Regions from separate parts of the Homo sapiens genome. Here region 2 is linked to region 1. The links are chromatin contacts, found by Hi-C or POLR2A ChIA-PET in ENCODE. All regions are on one chromosome and are shown on one strand. The core of a region is the stretch at or near the end of the contact, and the rest is flanking DNA. Distances in the headings are between cores, read along the strand shown. Region 1 has its middle 18 kb from the start of PTPRB-AS1. Region 2 overlaps PTPRR (protein tyrosine phosphatase receptor type R).

Evidence for each region. Hi-C counts contacts between places; a loop is a spot of excess contacts on that map. ChIA-PET counts read pairs that join two places held with the same protein, here RNA polymerase II (POLR2A).
Region 2: a map of endothelial cell of umbilical vein shows a loop between it and region 1 (2.7-fold over the local background). The contact joins two enhancer-like sites. A Hi-C loop is called at or near these places in 1 of 168 maps with a recorded cell type or tissue (endothelial cell of umbilical vein). POLR2A ChIA-PET finds 5 or more read pairs at or near these places in 2 of 52 experiments (activated T-cell and activated naive CD4-positive, alpha-beta T cell).

What each region holds. Positions count from the first base shown.
Region 1 is chr12:70,446,982-70,452,668 of GRCh38, reverse strand. No RefSeq gene overlaps it. Among named protein-coding and RNA genes, the nearest start is that of PTPRB-AS1, 18 kb to the left of the region's middle. Within about 2 kb of position 2,693, at least 3 of the 41 ENCODE cell types and tissues checked have a DNase peak (open chromatin) inside an H3K27ac peak, as active enhancers do.
Region 2 is chr12:70,720,115-70,725,202 of GRCh38, reverse strand. All of the region lies in intron 6 of PTPRR (protein tyrosine phosphatase receptor type R), which reads left to right. The region is part of intron 1 of LOC124902960 (a long non-coding RNA gene); the gene reads right to left. Among named protein-coding and RNA genes, the nearest start is that of PTPRB, 85 kb to the right of the region's middle. Within about 2 kb of position 3,106, at least 3 of the 41 ENCODE cell types and tissues checked have a DNase peak (open chromatin) inside an H3K27ac peak, as active enhancers do.

The DNA.
Region 1 (5,687 bases), core at 1,444-3,943:
CGCCTCGGCCTCTCAAAGTGCTGGGATTACAGGCATGAACCACTGTGCCCAGACAAGACAGGTGTTTGAAGGCAAATAATTTTCTGTAACTAAGATAAGTTCAAAGGTGAGGATCATGAGGCAAAACTTGATTAATTGTTGTCCTAATAAAACTTTTTTCCTAATTTTGGAGCTAATCTTTGGTATTTTGTAGTAACTTCTTTGAACTCTCCAATAATATGGCCTCCTGTGGTATTACGAAAACAGGATTCTTAGTGGGAGTCGTTCATCTGTCATAATGACCAGGTAAGGCATTTCCTTCAATCTTCGGATTATCCCTTTTGTTTGGCATTCTACCTCCTTAAGAAACATTAGAACACTTAATCCTTTGACTATTTTTATTTGCTTTTTCCTCTGCAGATATCAATATTCTTAGTTATTTAAAACTTTCCCCACCTCTTGCCATTGGTATTAATTCTCTTATCTCTAGTTTGTTGACAAGTCATGGTGAATACAATAAATTCTGCCTCCTGTATATACTTTGGATTCAGTAAAATATCATTATTCTAGGGTGGGCTTTATTCTAGGGAAAGTGCTCTTTCCTGTAATCCCAGCACTTTAGGAAGCTGAGGCACTTCAGCCCAGGAGTTCAATACCATCCTGGGCAACATAGTGAGACCTTGTCCCTACAAATAATTTAAAAATTAGCAGGGTGTGCTGGCACACACCTGTGGTCCCAGCTACCCAGGAAGCTGAGGTGGGAGAATTGCTTGAGCCCGGGTGATCAAGGCTACAGTGAGCCATGATCACACCACTGTACTCCAGTCTGAGTGACAAAGTGAGATCTTGTCTAAGAAAGAAATAATAATGATAATAACAAATTATTATTCCAGGTGTTAGTTGAGATCTGTGATGACATATTCAGCCTGATAATTTCCTGTTTGGTCTTAAAGTATGACTCATTGTATTAGTCCATTCTCACATTTCTATAAAGAACTACCTGAGACTGGGTAGTTTATAAACAAAAGAGGTTTAATTGGCTCACAGTTCATAGACTGTACTGGAAGCATGGCTGGGGAGGCTTCAGGAAACTTACAATCATGGTGGAAGGTGAAGGGGAAGCATGGCTGGAGCAGGAAGAAGAGAATACAGGGAGAGGTGCTACACACTTTTAAACAACCAAATCTCATGAGAACTCACTTGCTATCATGAGAACAGCAAGGAGGAAATCTGCCCCCATGATCCAATCACCTCTTATCAGGCCCCTCCTCCAACATTAGGGATTACAATTTGACATGAGGCTTGGGCAGGGACACATCAAAACCATACCATTCTGCCTCTGTCCCCTCCCAAATATCATGTCTTTCTCATATTGTGAAATACAATTAGCCCTTCTCAACATCCCCCCAGTCTCAACTCATTTTAGCATTAAGTGAAAAATCTATAGTCCAAAGTTTCTTGTGAGACAAAGCAAGTCCCTACTGCTTATGAGCCAGTAAAATAAAAAACAAGTTAGTTACTTCCAAGATACAATGAGGGTACAGGCATTGGGTAAATGAACCCATTCCAAAAGAGATAAATTAGTCAAAACAAAGGGGCTACAGGCCTCATACAATTCTGAAGCCCAGCTTTAGATAATGACTACTAGGGTAGTCATTAAATCTTAAAGCTCTGATATAATCTTCTTTGACTCCATGTCCTGTATCCAGGCCACACTGATGCAAGGGGTGGGCTCCCAAAGCCTTGGGCTGTTCTGCCCCTGTGGCTCTGCTGCGCTCAGGTCCCAGGGCTGGCGCTGAGTGCTTGTGGCTTTTTCAGGTACATGGTGCAAGCTGCTAGTGGATCTATCTGTCTGGGATATAGAGGATGCTGGCCCTCTTCTCAGCTCCACTAGGTAGTGCCCCCATGGGGACTCTGTGTGGGGGCTCCAACCCCACATTTCCCCTCTGCACTGTCCCAGTAGAAGTTCTCCATGAGGCCTCTGCCCCTGCAGCAGACTTCTGCCTGGACATCCAGGCATTTCCATACATCCTCTGATATCTAGGCTGAGGCTTCCAAGCCACAACTCTTGTGCTCTGTGCATCTGCAGGCTTAACACCACATGAAAGCCACTAAGTCTTATGGCTGACACCCTCTAGAGCAGTGGGTTAACATGTATCTGGGGCCCTTTTAGCTACAACTGGCACTTGAGTGGCTGGGACACAGGGAGCAATGTCCCATGGTTGTGCAGGGCAGCAGGGCCCTGGGCCTGGACCATGAAACCATTCTTCTCTCCAAGACCTCTGGGCTTGTGATGGGAGGGGCTGCTACAAAGTTCTCTGAAATGCTTTCAAGGCATTTTCCCCATTGTCTTGGCTATTAACATTCTGCAATGTTACTTATGCAAATTTCTGTAGATGGCTTGAATTCCTCCCAGAAAATGGGGTTTTCTTTTCTAGTGCATGGTCAGACTGCAAATATTCTAAACTTTTATGCCCTGCTTCCCCTTTAAATATAACTTCCAGTTTCAGACATCTCTTTGCTCACACATATGACCATATGCTGTTAGAAGCAGCCAGGCGACATCTTCAATGCTTTGCTGCTCAGTGTGTGGGGGTGTACGACAATACATTCAAGCTTATATACAAGGCATTTGAGGTTGAGGCATGGAAAAATACTAAGGCACTGTGTGTATGTTGTTTGTGCATGATACTGTAACTCCTTGACTCTGAAAACAGGACAAGGAACAGGATGTGTGATAAGGAGTGCTGAAGACAGCATCCTAAGAATGTGGTTTGAGTGCTTTCAGATGTAATAAATAAGGCCATATGTACCTCATGACCTGACCCCCAAATAGCCACCTGGTGGATGTTTCTTGTTTGTCTAAATTGTAGTTTAACAAGCCTTCTCAACAAATACTTGACAGACAGATCTTAAAGCAGCAATCCCTTGAAGGAGCTGCTCCCCACCCCGTTCATTGTAATTGTATGAATACTTATTTCTCGGCGTTCACTGCAGAGCAACCTGCAAGTGGTGACCCTGATGCGACTGCTTTGAAGTTACACGTGGAGTAGGATGACTCACCAATCTTTGGGGAATACCAGTAAGGAACAGTCCCAACCCGTTTTCAGGAGGATGTGACCAAAGTGTATAATACCAAGGGTCGGGTTACCATGAGTCAGGAGTTGACCAAAGAGCAGAAAGTTTTTTATAAAATGGTGCAACAATTACTTAAGGCTATCCAGTGCACTGTAGAGTCCGAAGCTTTGCATAAGCTTATGCTTTTAATTTGGCAGGAATGCCCTTGGTTACATGATCAAGGAACATTAGATTTAAAGTTATGGGAGCAGGTGCGTTGCTGCCTGAAAAGAGGATTGGAGCAGGGCCATTTTGCTAATGTTACCGTTTTGACCACCTGGAGTTGGTTACACTCTGCGTTATACCCTTTTGATATGCCAGACTGTGATGAGTCACATCACCCATTTTCTTCACCTGAAGGGAATTCAGAAGATTTAAAGGGAAAGGGTACACAGGAACCAGAACAACAAAGAGGGGCTCCTCGCCCCACTTCACTCCCTTCAGTAGGGCATAAAGAAGACACTCTGGTAAAAGTTTTGGTTTCAGCTGCCGAATATACTGTGTGGGGGAGCGAGTACAGTCATTTAGCCATGCAGCAATGATTACAAATTTTGGATAATGATATCCTGATACAGCTTTATATGCTATTGGTAACAGGGCCTTTTCTTCAGCTCAGGCTCAGGCTCAGGTGGACAGCAGTTGATTTCCTCAATGCTCGCAGCTAGCCATACAAGTATGGAAGAGGATACCCGTGGGACAATCCCAGGGTTCCTTTGTGATGGTTAGACAGGATGCAACAGAAACATACATTGAATTTATCAACCAATTGCAGGCTGCAATCAAAAGACAGGTACCCCATCCTGAAGCCACCAGACTTCTTAAGTTGTAATTGGCTTTTGAAAATGCAAATAAGGATTGTCAGGCAGCAATAACCCCAGTCCGAGCCACTGCCACTGAAATCAGTGTGTTTATTAAAGCATGCCAGAATGTAGGCACTACAACTCATCTGGCCCAGACTTTTGCTGCAATGATGACTGGGGCCACATGTTATAACTGTGGCCAAACCGGGCATATGGCCAAAGAATGCTGATAGAAGGGAGTCCCAAAGAAATCAAAGGCCTCTAAAATACCCTCTAAAGAATGCCTGCAATGCAGTAAAGGTAAGCACTGGGCTAACCAGTGCAAATCAAAATTTGATAAGGATGGAAACCCGTTATCAAGAAACAGGAAGAGGGGTGAGATCTCCAGCGCCCAGAAAAATCCATGGAGGAACACCAATCCCCAGACTTGGGGAATAGCTTTTTCCTCGGAGTCAGGACCAGAAATAGCATCCATGACCTCTCTTCTGCCACCTCCAGCAGCGAAGGGCTGGACCTCGCAGTCATAACAGTCATGGTGCTTAAAGAGCAAGATGCGGTCCAGTTGATTTCAACTGGAATCTGTGACCGGTTACCCAGAGGAATGTTTGGATTGATTATTGGAAGGTCTTCTAATACACTTAAAGGGATTCAAATTCTCCCTGGAGTGATAGATTCAGACTATTTAGGAGAAATAAAACTTATGGCACAGGTGTCAGGGGTCCACACCATCTCTAAAGGAACTCGCCTTGCTCAGACTATTCTTATTCCTTACCTTCAAGGTAATACTCAACAGAAAATGGTGGGGCCTCAGGATTCGGCCACTCAGGCATGAAAGTTTTTTGGAGTAGTCCAGTGTCATCTCATAAACCATACTTGGAAGTAAAAATTAATGGAGTTATGTTTATGGGAATTATTGACACAAGAGCTGATCAAACTATTATAGCTAAAAAACACTGGCCTTCAGATTGGGCCTCCTCTTCTGCCTTATGTTCTATCATGGGTGTTGGAGAGTATCAGCAGCCATTAAAAAGTAGGCATAACCTTCCACTTTTGGGCCTGGAAGGCAAGGTTGCCCAGGTTCAGCCCTTTATCTTAGAAATTCCATTTTCTCTGTGGGGACAAGATGCCCTAGAACAGTGGGGCTTAAACCTCTCTGTCCTGCCACCTTTTTGGTAGGGGCCACTGCTCCTTTGAAAATTATCAAAATTAAGAGGAAAACTACTAGCCCAGTATGGGTGGAGCAGTGGCCCATTAAGAAGGAAAAATTGGAACATATTCAACGTCTAGTACAAGAACAACATGCTGGCCACATTGAGCCTCCTGCTAGTCCCTGGAACACTCCTATTTTTACTATTCCAAAGAGGTCAGGAAAATGGGGGTTATTGCATGACCTCTGTGCTATTAATGCTGTGATGCTTCCTATGGGACCTTTGCAACCAAGATTGCCTTCTCCGGGTATGATCCCCAAAGACTGGCTTCTTATTATCATTAATCTAAGAAATTGTTTTTTTACCATACCCTTGCATCCCGAGGATCGAGAAAAATTTACTTTTACCATTCCCACTTATAACAATCAGCAACCAGTTCAACGTTATCAATGGAGAGTTCTACCCCAAGAGATGATAAATAGCCCACTACATGTCAGCTTTACGTACTTGAAGCCTTACTTTCTGTGCGTCCATCCTTCCCCCAGGCAAAAATCTTCCACTATGTGGATGATATTTTGATAGCTGCTCAATACCAGTCATTACTGCATCAACTTTACACAATGGTAATATAGCGTATGTCATA
Region 2 (5,088 bases), core at 1,857-4,356, 270 kb before region 1:
GAATGTCTCGTATGCTCTTAGTACATAGCTAGATGGCAAATAAATCATGTCTCCCAGCCCTGTCTCTTCATGCTTATTTTATAATAGGAGGATATAATATAAGATGCCCTTCTCATACCGGGGCAGGGTGCACTCAACACCCTTTCTTTCTCAGGAAGGTGGAATAGGCCATGAGGCAGTACAAAATATTGACGAATATGAGATTTCAATATTTCTCCAGCCCTTATTAATATTTTTAATTTTAAATGAACTGTGCAAATAACACATCTTATAGAAATTTTGAAAGCATATTTAAGCAAAAACAAAAATAAAGATTATTTCCTAGCCAGTTGCACCACCAAAATAGCCACCATTAACATTATATAAATATATATATGTGTGTGTGTGTGTATATATATATATCCAGACTTACATACACATACATATATATACACACACTACACCTCTAGTAACTGCTAATAATAGTAACAGCAATGATAGCAATTGCAGCAGGAGCACGCACCAACACTACTTGTAACAGTAGCAGTAGCAGTGGTAACTACCAATAGGGGTCAGTAATAGCAACAACCTGAGAATATATCACTACAATGGCCAGAAACACAGAGGAAGCTGCAACAAGGGTAGCAGTAGCACTGAAGGTGTCTTGGTAGCAGAAACAGCAGCAATAGCAGTGCAGTAGTAATAAAAAACATTAATAATACCAGTTAAGAGTTACACTGTTGCATTTATTACGTTATCAAGCCCTGTTGTGTTTCACACATATTATCTCAATTAAGCCTCATAGAATTCCAGTGAAGCACGTGCACAAGTTGTATCCCCATTTTACAGATGAGAAAACTGGGCACATACAGGTTAAGTTGCCCAAGGTGACACAGTCTTAAAGGGTAGAACCTGAATTTGAACCCCCGGCAGTCTGGCTCCATAATCCACTCTTAACCACTATACTGGTAGTGACAGCAGAAGTAGCATGAATTCTAAAATTCAGTATGAGGAGTATTTTGCAATTTATATACACTTATAAAATGAATGAATACATTTTGGAAGTGATTCTGAAATTGGAAGAATAGAATGAAAGGATATGAAGTAACTTAAAAAACCTCTTATAACCAAAATGGTCATTTTTTACAACTTCCAACTTAGACTATCAAAGAAAGCATATTTTGCAAACATTTTGCTCTCCTATTTCATTCTTCCTCAAAAATCTGTATCTTTTTTTGTGTGTTTGTCTAATTTTGGGGAGTCTCTCACTGTGAATTTTTAAAAATAAAGAGCAAATTGCCATGCTCCTTAATTTATAGACATGCCTCTACATATTTAGGTGCTTAACAAGTTTCTGTAAATAAATGAATAAAGCAATAAAAAATAAAACTTCAGATTCACACTAAAAGCAAATAAAATTGAGTTGGGCCATGCACATACCACTCCAATAAGAATGTTATTTAATGCTAATGCAAAAGCAGCTAAGGAAATAAGAAAAATCTTTAAAAAAAACAAAAAGGTAAATTTGTTGATGCTTTGGTTGGTTCTCTTTTGCTTCCTATAATCCCACATTTTGAAAGTTTTATTTGCAACCTATATTTGTAATATTTAATCTGTGTGTACACTTGAGACTGTCCTTATAAAAAGGATTCTTTCTGCCTCTTAAAAGCTATAATTCAAGATAAAGTGAAAACCAAGTCGCTATAATGCATAAATAAGATTTTATCTTTGGAAAAATGAGAAAATATTGAGTCCTGGGCAAAATTTATGACCTCTAACATAAATTTGAATTGTGTCCTTTTTAATGATTTCAGATTGCCAGAAGTGGCAAAATTAGAAAAATTAAGTTTACATACAAAATAGCTTAAAAGGGGAAAAAAAAAAGCCCTCAAAAAGTTCTCTTGGAACTTTTCTGCTTAGGGTTGCAAGCTGAAATTTTGGTGATGTGCCTTGATTTAATTTCCAAGTCTCTTATCTGTAGTTTATTCTTGTTACTGCAGTTGCTACTGGTTTTTAACTTGTACACAGGAAACCAGTGCCAATCAATTTTGTTCCCAAGGTGACAGGAAACCCTGGTTGGTCAGATGTTGATTGTGCTTGCTGTTCATGCTCCACCCATCATATTTTCTTCCCTTTTGGCTGAACTTAAGACAAATTAATCAGTGGTCGACATCTGGCAGACAGTTTTGGTGTCTTCTCAGTGATTTGTTGACCCGCACATCTAAACAGTAAAAACTCAGTGCGTAAAACTTGTAGGCACTAAATATAAATGCTGCCAAGAATCTTTTTCAGGGACTTGGGTGGAAGGCCCATCTTTTGGCTTTTTACTTGAAAATGTGAATTTTCTTGAGTAATGAAACATCTGTTCAATAAATATCTCACCTTCTTTATGACGGCGGGTGGCTTACCTCACTCTATTGTAAATTCCAGATATGAACTGTGAAACAGGGGGCAAGGAAGGGCTCAGAGAATGTTAAGCTTTTTAACAGGCCTCTGCTGCTTGTAATTAATCTTTAGCCACCTGCATATTTTCTTCATAATGAGTCTTATCCCAAATAAACATATCCCTCGTCACTGAACACTCTGAGAGAAAATGTTGGTACCCAGATTCTGGCAAATAAGATAACTCATAAATAAAAGCTAAGCACAAAGTCAAGCCGGATGACCTCCGCGTCCCTCCAAGTCAAGCTTCTTTGGAGTCTCCTCTTTCAAACTCATGGTTTATGACTCTTAAAAAAGAAAAATTACAAACTGTTTACTAGCCTTGCGAACTCTTTTCAGAAATCATTTGTTTTAACGAGAGTGGTACTAAAATATAGGTCTAATTTTATCAGGTCTAGTGACAGGAGAGATCATGAGAAACATACAAGAAATGTTATCTCTATATAGGAAGATGAAGGAAGGTAACAATGCAGGAAGGTGGGATTTAGATAAACCTAAAAAGGGCAGGTATGTTGGACCGGATAGGCTTTTCCTGTTCCTAAAATGTCTTGTGCTCTTACACAGGAAAAGCATTCTTATTCACCCGAGGCATTTGCAAGTCCTAGGCACAAGACCTAAAAGGACCCTGGGTTCTGGTAGTAAGAAAGCAGGAAAGGAGTGGGTGGGAAAGGAAGCGTCCACGGGGGGCGCATAGCCGGGACAGATTTTTCAAAGGGTAAAAAAGCCTTTAGCCATTTTTCATCTATGCCTCCCTCATTTTGAAAACAAACTCTGCTAGTTTGTTCTTATTTCTTAATACAATACTTCCCATGCCAAAATTTGGATACATTTTAAATTGGGGTCAATTTGGGCTGTAGAGTCTCTAATGAATTGGTCAGCATGTTCATGCTCTTTGAGAGTCTGCTGCCCTCACTGACCTGCCAGTTCCAATAATCATCCAACTATCCTCCCAACGATTCCTTTCCTGGATATATTAGCAGGGCGAATTTCAATCCACTTTGTTTATTTGTTCACTACGGTATCTTCCATAGAAAAGCTAGGCCTGTGAAATAAAGATTAAACGGGCTAGAAAAGTTTGCGGTGTTATGAATCCTATACTGTGCAGAATTCATAATTCCAGTTTTGCCTAGTAGAAAAAAGCCCAAGATCATAAATATTTCTAAGCAGTCAGGGAAACTGCATTTGCCAAGGCCCTATAAGAAAGCTGATGGTGAACCCAAACAGAATCCTGCCAAATACCTAAAATGTGTTGAAATATATTTTATAATTCCTCCCCCACAATAGTCCACCTTTTGATTTGTGTGATAATCTATTTGGACAGGAGCTATCCACCGTGTGCCTGCTCTTCTTTCCACCTGCTGTTCCATCAGCCGAGGAAAGGGTTGTGCCCAAGGGAGGTGGCTGTCCATTGTTATTCACAATAGCGGTGCCCCTCATGAAATGCTCTGCCAGGATAGATAAATTACCTATTCTTAGACAGAAGTTTTATATATGTGCAATGTTGACTGACTCAGACTCTAATCAAAACTGTTCTCTTGGTTCTCCTCAGTATATTTCTAACTCCTCGGTATATTTCTAACCTATTTCTAACTGGAGAACTTTAGGATATTTGGCAGTACCATGTGTAAGTAAGAGCTTTTGCAGGACTTCCAAGCAAGAGAAGTAACAATGGGTATATGCCTGCAACACATTTCTTTTAGGGGAATATGGCACGAGTGTTTTTGTGGATTATCTGGTTTATATAAGATATGCATTTTAAATAACTAAACCTGTGTTGACATGCTTATACTAGAAAGCAGTGCTGTTAAGGAGCACCTCTATATAGGCAAACCCTATTCAGTGAAGAACCAAATCTGAGCTTTAATCTGAAACCAAATAGAAAAAGTTATTGGAGTCGAAGATGAGGGAGTGGGGTGAAATAAGATTATGTATCAAGCATATTCAAATATAGGATAATATCCTAGGGCCTAGTGGTAGTACCAATAAGAAAAATGTACCTGAGCCAGGTGTGGTGGCTCACGCCTGTAAGTCCTAGCAATTTGGGAGGCCAAGCCTGGGGGATCACTTGAGACCAGTTCAAGACCAGCCTGGGCAACATGGAGAAACCCTGTCTCTACTAAAAATACAAAAATTAGCCAGCTACTCTGGAGACTGAGGCAGGAGAATCGCTTGAACCCGGGAGTTGGAGGTTGCAGTGAGCTGAGGTCATGCAACTGCACTCCAGCCTGGGCGACAGAGCAAGACCCTGTCTCAAAAAAAAAAAAAAAAAAAATTACCAGGGTAACAGAGCAATACCTCTACATAGAGAGGAAAAAACTGGAAAAGACTTGGTAAGTCTATGCCTATACCTAACATTTGTGGAGCAGTTGCTATATGCCAGGTACTGTACAAGATGCATCACAGATATATAAAATCATTTCCTCCTCATATCCACCTCAGGTGGGTAAATTATATCATCTCAAATTTAATGATAAGGAAACGGAGACACAGGCATTCAAGCACATTTCCATGGTCGCAGAGTACATTACTGCAGAGATAGGATTCGAGCCCAGGTAATGTGCCCCCAGATCTCACGCTTGTTTCTATTTCCTGCTTCCCCTAATGACTAAGGCACCCGAGGATTTTTCTTTTTCCACCTTCTCCATATTCATAATTAGACTATATTAA